2 separate regions of the Mus musculus genome follow, and region 2 is linked to region 1. The links are chromatin loops, found by intact Hi-C in ENCODE. Cell type or tissue: gastrocnemius. All regions are shown on one strand.

Evidence for each region. Peaks named below come from ENCODE experiments on the same cell type or tissue, not always from the same donor. Only the 100,000 strongest peaks of a DNase experiment are listed, where the experiment ranks them.
Region 2: a loop joins it to region 1, with 2.9 times the contacts of the local background. A loop is called at or near these places in 7 of 42 quality-filtered maps.

The regions. Positions count from the first base shown.
Region 1 is chr9:107,506,296-107,514,295 of GRCm38, forward strand. Cacna2d2 (calcium channel, voltage-dependent, alpha 2/delta subunit 2) reads left to right here. Exons shown (of 38, transcript NM_001174049.1): 6 at 2,900-3,041; 7 at 5,706-5,837; 8 at 6,008-6,065; 9 at 6,759-6,809; 10 at 6,938-7,037; 11 at 7,178-7,336; 12 at 7,540-7,647; 13 at 7,750-7,828. Among named protein-coding and RNA genes, the nearest start is that of Gm34037, 20 kb to the left of the region's middle. In gastrocnemius, no CTCF peak of the experiment used is centred here; DNase peaks (open chromatin) are centred at 2,194, 3,922, 4,281, 4,656 and 2 more places.
Region 2 is chr9:106,900,405-106,908,404 of GRCm38, forward strand. It overlaps Dock3 (dedicator of cyto-kinesis 3), which reads right to left. Exons shown (of 53, transcript NM_153413.2): 48 at 6,826-6,964; 49 at 6,229-6,376; 50 at 1,367-1,485; 51 at 303-390. Among named protein-coding and RNA genes, the nearest start is that of Manf, 12 kb to the left of the region's middle. In gastrocnemius, a CTCF peak has its summit at 3,506 (motif pointing right); no DNase peak of the experiment used is centred here.

The DNA.
Region 1 (8,000 bases):
ATCCCAGTATGAGGGGCTCTCTGGGCTCCATGGGAGTAGAGAGGAGAAAGAAATAGACTTCAGGACTTCCTGGGGTAGGTACATGGGAGTGAGACATGGTGACATCTAAGCCCTGGCCCAGGACAGTAGAGGCTCCTTTCCTTGTGATTTGGGGAACTTTGCATCAAGCTATGTAGAGAACCCATGGCCTGGCCTCACTATCATTGCTTGGCCCCACATCTCTTGGTGGCTTCAAATACAGAGGCAGCCCAGTTCCTGCATCTGTTTCCAGATGGGGCTCAGCTCGAACCATGATAGTCTCCCAGAAGCAGCAACGCTGAAGCTAAACCATTTTATTTCCATATCCCATGACCTCAGGTCTTCTTGGGTTAGCTTGGAAGGTGGTGAGGTCCCCATCATGAGAGGGCTCAGCAAGAATGACTATGGGGTGACAAAGAGAGCCACAGAGGACACCAACAGTGTCCCTGGGTTCGAGCACTTGGGAGTAGCTAGTGTTCTGTGAACTTACCAGTGTCTGACTCCAAAGCACAGTGGTTGAACCTAACTGTAAACAGCGTGGGTGCAGTGGTATAGTGTCTAGTACTGATTTCTGTTTGCTGATACAAAAAACCCAAGGTCCAGCATCTCCTTTTCTGGCCCGGAGGCCTGGAGGCCTGGAGGCTTTCCTGGCCTATACAGAGGTAGCCTGTGACACAAGGGGTGGGAAGGCTGGAAAGGATACCTGGGCGGGAGGCCATCATGCTAGGTTAGCCTAGGAAGCCTTAGGGAAAGTGGGGGGCCTGAGAAGGAGGGGGTGGGCTCAAGCAGGTGCATTTCCCCTTGGCTGAGCTCCGTGGCTCCCGGAGAAGTTGCTAAAATTAAAGCTGGAATCTGAAATTCAAATGAAGAGCGAACCTTTAATTAGACCCTGAATCTAATTCCTTACCCCCCTCGGCAGCGGGCTGTAATTTTAGCAATCAGTACATTAAATATAAACCAGGAGACTACAGTTGCCCACCGCACTGAACTCCTAGGTTCCGCTAGCACTGAGAGCCCCCCTGGACAGCCTTGTACCCAAATCCTGACCAGGACACAGCTTCCTGCCTCCAGCAGCCCCCAACTCTATCCAGGACCCCAACCCTGGCTCCAAACGCCTCCCGCTCTGCCTCCCGGCCCTGCAGGGGGATTGAACTACCCAGTAGGGAAGCACTGCTCTAGTCAGGCCTGGGCTAGGGTCAGTGAGGCCAGAAGCTCCAAGCCTGATATAAATAACAGCGCTCGTGCATGTGCACTCTCGCGCACACACACACACACACACACACCAAGTCCCCTGCTTAGTGTGTTGTGTTGTTTTGTTTGGTTTGTTTTTAATCTTTGCCAGAGGTACAGTTAGAGATCTTTCTAGACCATTTACTTTTAAATTGCCAGCCAGAAGGTGGGGGTGGGGGAAGAGAAGGAGAAAGTTCGAAGGCTGAAGGCTTATCAGAATGGAATCCAAATGTCACATTAGTTGGGAAAGTTGGGAGATTAAATTTTTCAGTGCCCTTCATCTGCCGCTGACATTTGGGGGGGCTTTCTTCTCCCACGCCTCTCCCTCTGAGTGGAGCATACGTGGCTTACACCTCCCAGACCGCTGGCTCCCTACTCCAGCCCATATGCTCAGCAGCTGCCTACCCTGGCTTTACCCAGCACCTAAGGACATTCCAGGGGCTTCCCAAAGCGGGCAGGAGGTGGGCGTGCCCGGTGAAGGGCAGGAAGGACAATAGACAGCTTGAATGTTGATGTCCAAAACCATCCCTGAAAGATGGGTAGGGGACAGACTCGGGTCACTTCAGAGCTGTGTCCTAGGATGTGGCCTGGTGGAAATGACCTGGGCAGTAACCAAGAGATTGAAATGCTCTAGGAGGGAGAAGTCTGGGCTTCAGGGAGCCAAGGAAGAGCAACCCTGGAGACCCATTGGGAAAAGGATAAATGGAGCCTGCGCTGAACTTACTCAAAAGGGTCTTGGGTGGGGAAACAGGGTGTGGGAGTGTGTGGAGCATTCCACACGTCTCCCTTGCCTCCCTGTCTGGCTTTTTCTTCTTCCTCTGTACTTTCTCCAGCATCTTCCTGCCTTGCTTGCACACCTGCACTGGAGCCTGTTCCCCCATGGGCGGCAGCATCGTCTCTGTAGCCAAGGCGCCACTCCTGCCAGCCTGTAGTAGTAGGCGGCTGGGGGTTGGGGGGCTGCACAGCGCATGCCCAGCTTGCCTGGCCGAGAGATACCATAATTGGCACCTGTCAGGCAGCTGCAGCTTGTTTTAGAAAATCAACGGGGGCCTTTATAGTCCTGCTGCTAGCGGGCATGGTAGACCCTCCCTCTGTAGGTCACTCGGTCTCTGTACTAGCCCCCACTCATCTCTAGAGCTACCCTGCTATGGGAGATGGTTCCCCAAATGGGGCTAGGACTGTCTGGTACTAAAGGAGCCGGTATACGGCGGGGGTGGGGGGGAAGGGTGGGACTCAGCGGGGAGTATGGGGGTGCAAAGCTGCCTGCCAAGGCTTTGCTGTAATTGCACAAGGCGTGTCCTTGGAAGCAGAAGTCTGCAGCCCACTCCTAACTGGCTCTCCTGTTTGCCTCCTTCACTGACAGTTGCCTTTCAAGGATGTAGAGAAGGGGTCATTTGGTTTTGGTTTTAGCTGTGATTTGGCAAATGGATGGGCAAAGGCAGGCAAATTCACCCAGGGAAGCCTTCTGGATAAGGGGTCCATATGCTGTACCCATGTTCTCCCATGTCTCTCCATCTGTCTCTTGTCTCTACAATAACCTCTGCCCTTAAGATGACCCTGTCTTCTGGACTCTGGCCCTCCCTGTCCTCACCTGCGAGCCTAACCAACCCACTCACCATTTTCCTGACACGGGTGGGGGTGCTTTCTGCAGGATGACCCTGAGAGTGAAGATATGGAGAGGGGATCCAAGACCAGCGCCTTAAGGCTGGACTTCATCGAGGACCCAAACTTCAAGAACAAAGTCAACTATTCATACACGGCTGTGCAGATCCCCACAGACATCTACAAAGGCTGTAAGTGTAAGGGGAGGGGGGAAGAGCCCTTCCCACCCACGTGGGGTAGGGCCCACTCCCTGAGCATTCCAGGTCCCTGAGATAGAAAGCTAGTGCCACCTACCTCTGGCCAGTCCCCTGCACCCAAGGTCATACACGTTCATTTCTCTGACCTACCCACATATAGACCTTCACACTTGGCAGAACTTGAAACACAGCTTCTTTGCTGGTATGGTCTAAGCCTATGTGTACACATATCCCACATATACATGCACACATACATCCCTTGCTCTCACTGCTGGGCTGAATGCCCCCAGAACAGCCCCTTGCCGCCCCTGCCCGTCTCTGACTCTATTAAGAGGGGCTGGCTGGGAAATGCCAGCATAAGGTGGACACAGAGATTAAAGGCCGCAAGGCAGCTGCCGTAGACAACAGTCACAGGCCTGACTAACCCACTTCTCTCTATGGCCCAGAGCTGAAAGAATGGGAAATGGTTTCTATCCTGCAATAGCCAAGAGTGTGGTGAAGGGGGACCAGGAAAATATGGTTGAGATTCCAAGTCCCAGGGGTGGGACAGCTTTGCACAGTGGAGTCATTATAGCTCCAGTCTACTGCTGGGGCCCCTCATCTGGTGTTTGGCTCTAGGCATCTTCTCCATATACTGTTCCAGTTCCTTAGGAACTTCCTCCAGCAGTAGATTGAAGGCCCTGCCTGGTTCTGACATTACCATGTGAGCACCTACCTATAGGACAGTCTCAAAATCTGCTGGGTTTGGAGGAGGTGGAGGATGGTGTGCTGGGATGCTGGGGAAATGGGGGCAAAGGAGGCAGAGCTACTGTATAGGTTCCAGGAAAAGGGGGAACCCTAGGGTCTTCCAGGAAGCCCCTGTCGCCCTCAACGTCAGCCAGCCCCGCCCCCAGCAGGATGCCAGCAGATCACCTGCATGAGCCAGTCGAGAGGCACTATCACAGGCAGGCACACTAATTAAAACAGGAGCCACACCACCCTCCCCAGTCACCCCTCGCTACCCACACAAATTACATTTTATATGTTCTTTATTTACTGTGTCACTTTTAATTAAATCTGTAATCGCCTGCCTGAGGGGGCATGGTCCCCATTTCCCAACTCACTGTGATCTGAGGGTGTGCGCATGGGTGTGGCGTGGGCGTGTGTGCATGTGGGGGTATTCGCTTCAGTGTGTCATACAGGTATGTCCTTGTGGTCGCAGATATCTGTAGGGACAATCCACCTGCAGCAAGAGTCACCCCTCTGCTGGCAGCCTGAGGGACTTCCAAGTTTCTCAGACAGGAAGAGGCCCAGGGATGGGTAGGCATGCCATGCAGACTCAAGGACACATGGCATTGTGCGAAACATTTGGGTGCCACGCTTCATTTTTTCCTTAAAAAGAAAAATAGAAGTGTTCAACTCACTAGGCTTCTAAATCAGAAACAGGACCATAACACGCTGCTCAATAGGCAGAGCCAATGGAAGAAAGAGGTTTCATGTTGATATTGTGGTCAGTTAAGAAGAACCAGAGACAGAGAGGGATGAAAGCCAAGCTCAGGGAGCAAGACAGCAGAGACACAGCACAGCCCGCACACAAAGCAAAGGCAGAGGGGCGGGCGAGGGTTGGCAGGCCCCTGGGCACCGGCAGGGCCTGAGAGGCTGTCAGGCACAGCTCATCTGTTCTCAGGGAATCAAAGGCCTGAGAGAACCTTCTCTGCCTGTCACTTGAGATCTCTGATAGGGATCACGGAGGGTAGAGTGGCCTGATCCAGTGTAGAGATAAAAACATGCCACACACACACACACACCAGGTAGACTTCGGGGCACCCTGAGTGATGGGACAAGAATGCCATCCAGGTTGGTCAACAGAGTAGAGATCAGCCTTGGTCGGTGGTAGGCCTGGCAGAAGGGAGGGGCCACCCAAGTGCAGCCACAGGGGTTAATGAGGGTGGGTAACTGGTGGTGAGAGCTCCTGTGTACCCCTCGCCCATGGTAGCAATTGGGTGGGTTTGGGCGTAAGGGGCTGGGGCTCCTACGTTTGGCTGGAAGCACAGAAATTAGAGGCAGCGATGCCTGCCATGGATGCAGGCTGTATGTACGTGCGCATATGTGTGCAAGTGTGTGTGCGCGCCTGTGTCGGAAGAGGATCCTGGCCCCACCCCTGCCCCTCTGCAGCCCCCACTGCTGCCCCTGCCTGCTCCTGGCCCCAGTTGATTAATCATGGAGCTGAGTGGCTTCCAGCTTATCAGGTACCTTAATAGCTGAATAATTCCAGCCCCATCAGCGGGCCCTTAATTGCTTTCTTGTGGCTGCGGCCTGGAGTGCATGCTGAGTGGGTGAGCTCCCTGGGGGCCGGCTGCAGGCTCCAGGCAGCATGCTGGATGGGGGCCCAACTCACAGCTCCCTGCCACCCAGGCGGCCCTTCTCCACAGGCCACAAACCACATCAGCCCTGCTTGCTCACCGAGGCCTGGATGAGGGGTAGGCTGAGATATTCCTTTGATGATTTAGAGGAGGGAGAGCAAGAAAATCTCCCTGGAAGAGCTGGTGTGGCCCCACATGAGATCCTGGGAAATCAAAGAAAGCCTGGGCAGGCAGAAAGCAGGGGAGGCCACGGAGATGGGTTTAGCAGGGGGCGACCCCGAACCTCCCAACCCCAGCCTTCTGCCCTGCCCCTCAGCTACCGTCATCCTCAATGAGCTTAACTGGACAGAGGCCCTGGAGAACGTCTTCATTGAGAACCGTAGGCAAGACCCTACACTGTTGTGGCAAGTCTTTGGCAGTGCCACGGGAGTCACTCGCTATTACCCAGGTAGGCACCACTGTCTCCCTGGCCCATCCAGCACCCGTCTTGCTCCATCTCCAAGCCTACCCATTCTGAGGTCCATGGGGTACAATGAACCAGGTCAATCCCCATCACTCCCGCCTGCTCCAGTCAGACCCTTCTGCCGGGCCGGGCCCCTTCACCCCCTCTTTCCACAGCCACACCATGGCGAGCCCCCAAGAAGATTGACCTGTACGATGTCAGAAGACGACCCTGGTGAGTGAGCAAGGGGGGTGGAGGCGAGACACCCCCTCAACTCCCCATCTTTCGTGCCCGCTCCCCTCCCTCCCAATATCCAGACCTCCGAGCAGGGCGCAGCCAGCTCTATCCAATTTTCATTTCACACATCGCTGCCACTGGAAAATGGATCCCATCGCCCAGGCAAGCCGCCCAGCTGCCTCTGCCCCCACGCGTGTCGTCCACTACCCAGCCCCCCCACACCCACTCAGAACTGAAAGCAGACCAGGGAGGGTGCTTCCAGGGGTAGCTAGAGCCTCCGTCAGGTCAGCCGGCCCCACCTACTCATTTGATCCCTGGACACCCCGACCCTCTGCTCTGCCTCTCTCACACTACTCCATGATCTTCCCTCCCTCCTCCATTACACAGCCAGACTCTCTGGAGTCTCTCTAGGACAGAGGACACAAGCCACTAAAGCCTTCTGTCCCCGTGGATCACCTGCCCCTCCCCCTCACCTCTTGTTTACTTAATGAGGGAACCAGATCACTCACGTCACAAGAAAAAAAAAACTGTCTTTTTTATTGAGCATGGTCTTCCCAGTGCCCAGGCCCATTCCAACCCCCATAGTGCGTGGTCAGTAGAAAGAAGCACAGGAATCAGTAAGTGGGTGGAAGAAGGAAGACCCCGCAGGTCCCGGAGGTGCCGTCCTTAACTGAGTCTTCTCACTGGCAGGTATATACAGGGGGCCTCATCACCCAAGGACATGGTCATCATTGTGGATGTGTGAGTGAGCCTTGTAGGCTGGTGGGATGGGCTAGGACTGGACTCTTCTGCCCGGGCACCTTATGAGGGAAGGACGGGAAAACCCTGAGAGCCCACATGCATGCGCCCCCTCCATGCCTGGTTTCCAGGAGTGGCAGCGTGAGCGGCCTGACTCTGAAGCTGATGAAGACGTCCGTCTGTGAGATGCTAGACACGCTCTCTGATGATGACTATGTGAACGTGGCCTCAGTGAGTGGCAAGGTGGCAGGCAGGATGGGTACCACTCACCCCCATCCAACCTGCTCCCATGACAACCATCAGCCCTGTACAACAGCTGCACACTGTGTGGCCAGCCTGAAGCCACTCACCACCCCCCACTGTCCCCACAGTTCAACGAGAAGGCGCAGCCTGTGTCTTGCTTCACACACCTGGTGCAGGCCAATGTGCGTAACAAGAAGGTGTTCAAGGAAGCTGTGCAGGGCATGGTGGCCAAGGGCACCACAGGCTACAAGGCCGGCTTTGAGTATGCCTTTGACCAGCTACAGAATGTGAGCCCCACGGGTGGGCAAATGGGTAGCAAGGGGTGGGCGAGGGACCAGGCTTAGTGACATGGGAAGATGAAGATGGATTGCCTTGTTAATAGTAAACAGGCAGCTTAGACAGACAGTACCATCTGCCGTGAGGGAGGAAGCCCCACCCTGGACCTGTGAGAGACCAAGGATTGCCTGACTCTGTGTTCATCCTCCACTAGTCCAACATCACGCGGGCTAACTGCAATAAGATGATCATGATGTTCACGGATGGGGGTGAGGATCGCGTGCAGGATGTCTTCGAAAAGTACAATTGGCCCAATCGGACGGTGAGCCTCAGCCCTGGTGGGTGGCTGCCCTGAGCTGGGTCCAGGACGGGAGAGGGCCGTCGTCCTCCGGTGGCCATTGTGATAACCTCATCGTCCCGGCAGGTACGTGTGTTCACGTTCTCCGTAGGACAGCATAACTATGATGTCACACCCTTGCAGTGGATGGCCTGTACTAACAAAGGTACCTCATCGGGTTTCAGCCTCTGCCTGCTGTGTCCTTCTGCTAGCTGTCCATCCATGTGTCCAGCTGTCTGTTCACGCACTGTGTGTCTGTCCTTCCATACATACCCTTTTTCCGGTGCTTTGTCTATTTGGTGGGCTGTCTTGCTTGACCATCTGGCTGTATGTCCCCT
Region 2 (8,000 bases), 610 kb before region 1:
CAGGAAGAACGTGGGGAGTGATGCCCACAGCAGCCTGAGTTACAATGAATACCTCAAGGCAGATGGCAGTTGGGCCTCTATGAGGGTGGCCCTGGAGAGAGGGAGATATACAGATAGACAAACAGGATCCATGCCAGGTGTGGTCTAAACAGTGGACCAAGGAACTGGTTAGCACTATGTCTAGGTAGACAGACCAAGGCATTGGGTTGTGGCTCAGGACTGGACAGTTTGTAACTCAGGAACAAGAGTCAGACACTCAAGATGGGACACACAAGAGAGAGTTCCTAGAGTGGGGAAAGTACCTTTTTCAGCCATAGACAGATTGGGGTCACTGCAGGGTTTACAGGCTCCAACTACTTGCTGGAACAGGGCCCGCTGGAAGTTTGGTGGCTGAGGGAAGGAGAAAAATATCAGAGTGTGAAAACAGCCAGCTACATTGTGGGAGGCAGGAGGCAGGACGGCCTAAGCTCACATGAGGATATCAAAGCAGTAAGAGGGCTCATGCTGAGATGTGCCAAGAGCTCCACACCAGCCCTAGGAAGTCTGTTGCAACAGTCCAGGTATATTTGGATCCGAGCATTTCCATGGATACTTGAGACATCACCCAGGTTGTCTTGTGCAGGACATAGGTGCCTTCCATTATTTTACTATCACATCTTTCTGTTTGCCAGAGAGACCACTGACAGAAAGGTTTAAATTCCCTGTCTGCCTCCCGAGCACTGATAGGTCTTAACTCTTGGAGAGCCCCACCCAGATCCAGGTTAGCACTAAGGGGAGAGAAAGCAGCAGCCAAACCTGGAGTCTGGCAGGTACCATTGCTCTGCTGAGCGGCTCCTCCCATCAGATCTGACTTCTGCTGGCAGAGAGGTGCCACTGAGAAACTCCTGGCACTTTAGGCCTAGGGCAGTTATGGGCTTGGAAGAGAAAGGCAGGGGTAAACTGCACAGGGTCAAGTGTTACTTGCTGGTCCAAGCAGGGTGTCTACAGAACTAAGTTTTAGGGGCAACCTTAGCAAGTCACAAAGACATCTTCATACCATTGCTTACTACAGCTTTCTCAAGATGTTATAAAAGCCAACCTCTTATGCCAGAGCAATGGGGAATGAGTAGTCCAGAAAGCTGGCCAGAGGTTTGGATAGATACCCAAGCAAGTCTAGCCTCAACTCTGTTGCCTCATACCTGCACTGCCTTGATTTCTGGCCCTCAGATTCACTGTCCTCCTCAAAACAGGAGTCGCAATCCAACAGCCTTCTTACAGAAGAATGAGGGAGGCATGCAAGACTGTGCAAAGGTTTAGCAAATGCAATGAAGGAGCCCAAGCCAACACACTTGTAGCAGAGGACAGTCAGTCAGGCTAGGTCTGCTACCTGTCCATTCTCTAGGATGGCTGCTGGATACATGGCACTGCTTGGGCGGTCCCGATGTGTAGGCAACAGCAACATCATTTCCCGGGCATGTCGGTACTTATCTGGCAGAGAGGGAGAGCCTGTAACCAAGTGAGAACAATCACGAACAGATGACAAACCACAGATGGAAGGCTCAGTGGCCACGCATCCTTAGGACCAGGGTAGGTGTCCCTCACAGTAAGGAATGAACTAACTCAGCAGAGCACGAGAGGAGTGAAGCGTACTTAGTGCTGGATGGTGAAGCTGTCCTTGATATCTTGGCTGACAGAGGCTACCATCATACCCAGAGGGAAAGGGTAAGGAGAGCTGAAGCCTGGCGCAGAGTTCCTGGGGTTTCTGAACCTTGTGCTCTAAGGGCAGAGGTGTGGTCTGGACACTAGCATCTTCTAGAGGTTCCGGGTGGGAGCCAAGGCCAGCTTGTGACAGAGCCATAAAACAAGGACAAGAGACACTTGAAATAACAATCACAATGTTCTGACTTGACACACACTTACCTTCTTCAAACACCAGTGATTCTATTTTCTGCTGGCTTCCTTTTAGGCATATCCCTTCCAGATGGTAGGCTCCCAGAACCTTGGTTCTGCCTATCTGTTGGAGCTCTGCCTATTGCAGTTCTTAAAGCCAGTCTAGCTGGAAGTGCAGGCCCCTGCACATAGGCGGGTTTGACCCTTGCCTACTTCCCTTGATAAGCATGGAACTAATCAAGAAGTTAAGGGACTTATACTAGGCTCTTTTTGTGTTGTTGGTTTTCTCCAGACAGTTTCTCTGTTAACAGATCTGGCTGTCCTGGAACTCGATCTGTACACCAGGCTGGCCTCAAACTTGAGATCTGCCTGTGTCTGCCTCCCAAGTGCTGGGATCAAGGATGTGTACTACCACTACCCAGCTTCATGACCTTTTCTATGAAGACACTGCAGTGACTCTAGCTGAGGTAGAGCACTGAGGATCTTCTCATCTGTGGTTCTTAAGAAAACTTTCTATAGAAGCAGTAAGATAATGTGCTAGCTTTCCTGTGATGGGGTAATATGAACAGTTCTGCAAATACATACTTTATTGAATCAGACAACAGACTACCCACCAGTCCCTTCATGGCAAAGTCATCTGGACCCCAATGCTTCTGGCTGATTCAGCTCTGAGAAGCTGGGTAGTGGAGACTAGCCCACTGGCTTCAGCGGACAGGTGTCTTTGCAGATCCTAGGCAGGCTCTGAGTCCCTGAAACCCACCATCACCTGGCCTTTCCTGAGCCTGTGGTGCCAGCACTGTAACAATATCCAAGCAAAGCAAACCCAGGTCTTCAGCCAGCTCACTGCATGAGTCCTTGAAAAATCCTCCTGTCCATTGTAGTCCAAAAAGTCTGTGTAAATACCAGCAAGTATCCTTTTTCAGTTATTTTTGTTACTTTTTCTGTTGCAGTCCTGAGAGAACCTCTAGGCAGGCTTTAGGACTTATCTTTTACAATGGCCTACACTGATAAGGGAATGTATAAAGTATGGTTATTTAAAGAAATTAAACTTCTTGTTTTGTGGCTTTACTGATTTTCATCTTGTTTTTAATAATCTCAAGAAGATAGATGTTTAAAGAAAAGAAAAAAGGGGGGTGGGGAAGCTCCAAACCCCACTGTTTTTTTCTCCTGCCTTCCCAGCTGAGAGACTGAGCTCTTTGGACATCTCTGAATGTGACTATCCAAAAAGGTCAAAAAATAAACATCACTTTGACATCAGCTCAGTCAAAACACGGCTCATGATGCCAACTGTGCATCTACGCCTTGATCCACGCTGGGGCTGTGATGGAGCAACATCCTCCCGAAGGTCTAGGAGCTCTGCTGAGGACTTACCTCCCAACTGTGGTGCCCCTCTTGTGACAGAACAAAGGATGACTGTACATTAATTTTCTTCAATTCAGCTGACTCACTTGTCTCTGCCCTAGGCAGCCATCCCTTGGTGGGACAAGGGTGATGTTAATGTTAAGACATTTAAATACCATAAGGGCTTGTCCATTCATAGGACTTTTGAATTGCTTCAGGTGCACTCCAAAAACCCTTAGGCAAGTTGGGTCCTAGTCCACTGGATTACACATCTATTTCACTGGCTTATTCTGCCTTTTGATCACCAGGGGGAGCCACGGACTTACAAGAATAAGACTGTACTTTGCAGGCCTCTGGTCTTACAGATTTCCACAGTTACAGGAACCATAGCACAGGGTGTCAATGGGTGTCAAGGAAGGACAATGATCTTATGATGTAGGAGTGAGGAGGAGGATTGCACTCTAGACCTGATTTAAGGAAGCTTTTTCCTTCACTTACCAGTGACAAGAAGACATTAATGAATGAGCAGACCACTCACTGCCTTGTTTGCCAAGAGTACCTCCATCATTAGAGGACTGGTGAGTGTCAAGACATGTAGCCCCAATTCAGCATTCACCTCCTCCCTGAACTGCTCTTCTGAAGGTCATGAGTTCAAATCCCAGCAACCACATGATGGCTCACAACCATCTGAGCAGAGCACAGCCAAAGGTGATTAAATTAGCCTGTGACTGCTCTGCTGTAACCTTACCCACTTCTCCTCACTTTGTCAAGGTTTTCCAGGCTGGTCACTGCACCTTTCCACCAGGACATACTACATCAGCTCTTTCCATTTTGTCTGCTGAGGGTCTCACAGGTTTGTATACATTGAAAGAGCCCTTCCTTAATGTTATATGTTTATACTGTCTTTCTTTGTATACAAAATAATTAGAAGAAAAAGAACTCATCCTTCTGAAGTCTGAAATCAATAGCCAGTGACTGGTTGACAGATCAGACCACTTTGCATGGCAAGCATCTCAGTGGGAAAGAACTGGGTTTTCTCCTGGGTCCTGTCCCTTTACTGACACAGAAACCCAATTCTGGCTACCAAGTGGAAGCATGGCAGAAAAAACTGCCAGCGCAGGATCTAAAGTCAGCTAGGGAGAGGTGACCCAATCCTGCAAGCCTGGGTGCTGAAAATACAAGCATTTCTAACCCGAAGGTGGGGCTGGTAGGCAGAGAGAGAGAGAGAGAGAGAGAGAGAGAGAGAGAGAGACAGAGACAGAGACAGAGACAGAGACAGAGACACACAGAGAGAGAGAGACAGAGAGACAGAGAGAGAGACAGAGAGAGAGACACAGAGAGAGAGACAGAGAGACAGAGAGAGAAAATGAACAGTCCCTAAGCAGGCATCACTTTTCAGGCATTATTTAAGGTATATAAATATCAATGCCTGAGTCCTTGTGACAAATACGATCAGTGATAAGTAAATACTCCGGTAGACATGGAATTAAAGGCGATTAAAAGGAGACAGGGGGCTGGAGAGATGGCTCAGGGGTTAAGAGTGCCGACTGCTCTTCTGAAGGTCATGAGTTCAAATCCCAGCAACCACATGATGGCTCACAACCATCTGTAATGAGATCTGATGCCCTCTTCTAGGGTGTCTGAAGACAGCTACAGTATACTTACATATAATTAATTAATAAATCTTTAAAAAAAAAAGGAGACAGATTTTACACACGACTGGAAACATTTCCAGGTGCTAGCCTTCATGGCCCTTTAGTGAGTGATGATGGTCCACAAGCTGGCTGTATCTAAGGTTAGACCTAATTCAGTAACAAGGGCTCCAAACTGGCCCCAAACAAAGCCAAAAGGAAAACTGACAGTAATATATGCTATTGTTTATTTATTACTGGCCTAAGAAATCTAGAAGCTAAGAAATCTAGAAGGTAAAACTGACAATAGTAAATGCAGGTTGTTTTTAACCTTTAGGTGTGCCCTAAATTTAGACTACCCAGAACAACTCTGAGCTAGCCACAGGCTAATCCAAACTTAGATTTTTTTCCCTCCTTAGTGGGTATGAAAGGTGGAGAACTGCTTGTACACTCAAGGCCTTGTCTATGGCCTCCCCTTAGGAAGGAGATTTTGTACCCATCAATAAAAACTGTACAAGGAGGACAAGCATGGTGGCACTTCCTGAACCCCAGCATTTGGGAGGCAGAGGCAGGTGGATTTCTGTAATTTCCAGTAGTCCTGGTCTATACATTGAGTTCCACACCAGGTAGGGACTACATAGTGAGAATTTATCTCAAAACAACAACAAAAACCCCAAACAAAAATCCCCTCCCCAAATCACAAAGGCATCAGCTGCGCAGTCTCTTGTCTTCTAATACACCCTTGTTACTTTTCATTCAACTAAAAACCTCCCTCTCTCCTCTCTTCATTTCACTTTCCTCGACATCTACCCAATTCTAAACCTTATCCCGACACTCTGGGAATGTCCGTTCCGTTCCCATCTTTCCCAAAGATTTTCACTCCTTGTAGCTTCTTGTAGATTTATATTGCTGAACCTACCTGCTTTTTTGACTTCTAACTCAGAAAAGTTTAACTCTCTCTTTCCTTCTTCCACATCTCTCCTCCAGGCTGCTGGTGAGAATTCCAGCTTGCCTGCCTTGTTATTTTTCTCTAACTTCAAAAACTTCTTTATCAGGCTGGAGAGATGGCTCATTGGTTAAGAGCACTGACTGCTCTTCCAGAGGTCCTGAGTTCAAATCCCAGCAACCACATGGTGGCTCACAACCATCCGTAATGGGATCCAGTGCCCTCTTCTGGTGTGTCTGAAGACAGCTACAGTGTACTTATATATAATACATAAGTAAATCTTTAAAAAAAGACCTTCTTTATGAATCTACAAAAGGAATTCAGTGTCCTTTGGCGACAACAAGGCCACTCTCAAAGACACAAAGCCAGATGAAAGGAAGAGAAATAGAGTTCACAAAGCTTTGTGTTCTCCTTCAGCAAGCAGCATCCTGCCATCCTTACCTCGGGTGCTGGAAGGGGCAGAGGTGATCATCTGGGACGGAGCTGAATGTGTAGAACTCAGGCTGGAGGAAGAAGGGCTTGCCTGGGACGAGGACAGAACAGAGACGTTGGTGACTGAGCCCTGGTACCTGGGGTTGTGATATGCAAGCTGCAAAGGAATAGAGATGAGTACGTCTGAGAGCTCAGTGCTGTAACCCTGGCAGAGACAGAGAGAGCTGGCTCATGCACTCATGTCCTAGAAGACCCAGGCCAAGTGACAGATCCTTTACTGCGGACCAGGCTGGAGGCTGCACTGATGGTGTGCGCTAAGGACAATCCACACCATCCACATGGAGCAAGACAGTTGCGTTGGCTCTATTGTGCTGTACATGGAGAAGAAAGGAGGGCTTAGCTATCAGGATTGCCAAATAGGACACTAATTTGGCAGAAGATCTTGGCCATGCAATTCATAAGAGGAGATAGGTCTGAAAAATGCGGCATGGGAACTAAGACTTGGGGTGGTTTAGAGAAAGAAGGCAGCCTTGCTAGCTATGGAGACTCCAGAAAGGCGAGTCCTCTAGCCGTGGTACCCTGCTCATTCTTGCATAGCTCAGGTACCTGCATGTGGTGGTAGAGGTCTTCAGGAGCTTCACCCATAGAGTTGTCACCCATCATCATCATGTTTCCTGCTTCACTAGATGCATGTGAGGAGAGAGAGGATGAGGAATGGCGGCCTGTGCCCATCAAGTTCATGGGGCTGTGATCAAGAACAGGAAATAGGAAGGAATCAGGCAATAGCTAAGAAAGCATGGTAGGCAGTAGGAGGAAAGGACAGATGCATGAAACTGACACGTAACCCAAGCCAGCACTTGTTCGCAGGATTCTATAGCCAATGTTCACACCTGTCTGAGGCCTAGAGGAGTTCTGAGCCTCACTCTGTCACTGGCCTGAGAAGGCTTATGCTAGTGCAATCTCTTTAGAGTTAAATGGATTACAGCCATTCAGAATGAAAGCACTAGCAGTTTATCAGGAGGAATGAGAGACAGAAATGACAAGTCAAGTCCAGGATCCTATACTCTTTCTATGGAATGTTAGTCTGAACATTGCCTAACCCAGCATACACTATTTTAAGATCTGTTCTGAGAGCAGAGGCAACTTACTGATATGAAGATACTATCAAAAGAGACAGATGTAAACTATCTATGGTTACAAGTATCCCAACAACTTTCCTCTACCAACACTAGCAGGCCCTCTTCATTTGTTCCTCTTCTCATTAGCTGAGTAGCCACTCTATTGAGCTGCATGCTGGAAAATAAACGAATCTAAGAGAGAAATTCATTGCAGTAAATTTCTCTCCTAAAGCTGGCTTCCTGTCATAAAGGCTTTGAGTATTCCCACTTGAGACTGTTCAGTCATTGCTTAAATGCCACACCACTGTCATTATTCCCTTCCTTAAAAACAATCAACAGGGGCTGGTGAGATGGCTCAGTGGTTAAGAGTGCCGACTGCTCTTCTGAAGGTTCGGAGTTCAAATCCCAGCAACCACATGGTGGATCACAACCATCTGTAACGAAATCTGATGCCCTCTTCTGGAGTGTCTGAAGACAGCTACAGTGTACTTACATATAATAAATAAATAAATCTTTAAAAAAAATCAACAATCCTCATTCTCTTTGGAATCCTATCCAAAGGTACACGTGAACAAGGCCCATGCTGAGCAAGCCCTGGCCCCTGCCAATGCTCAGGAATCCTGCACCCCAGTCTTCTCTCTCTGGAGGGAACCTTCCCAGCCC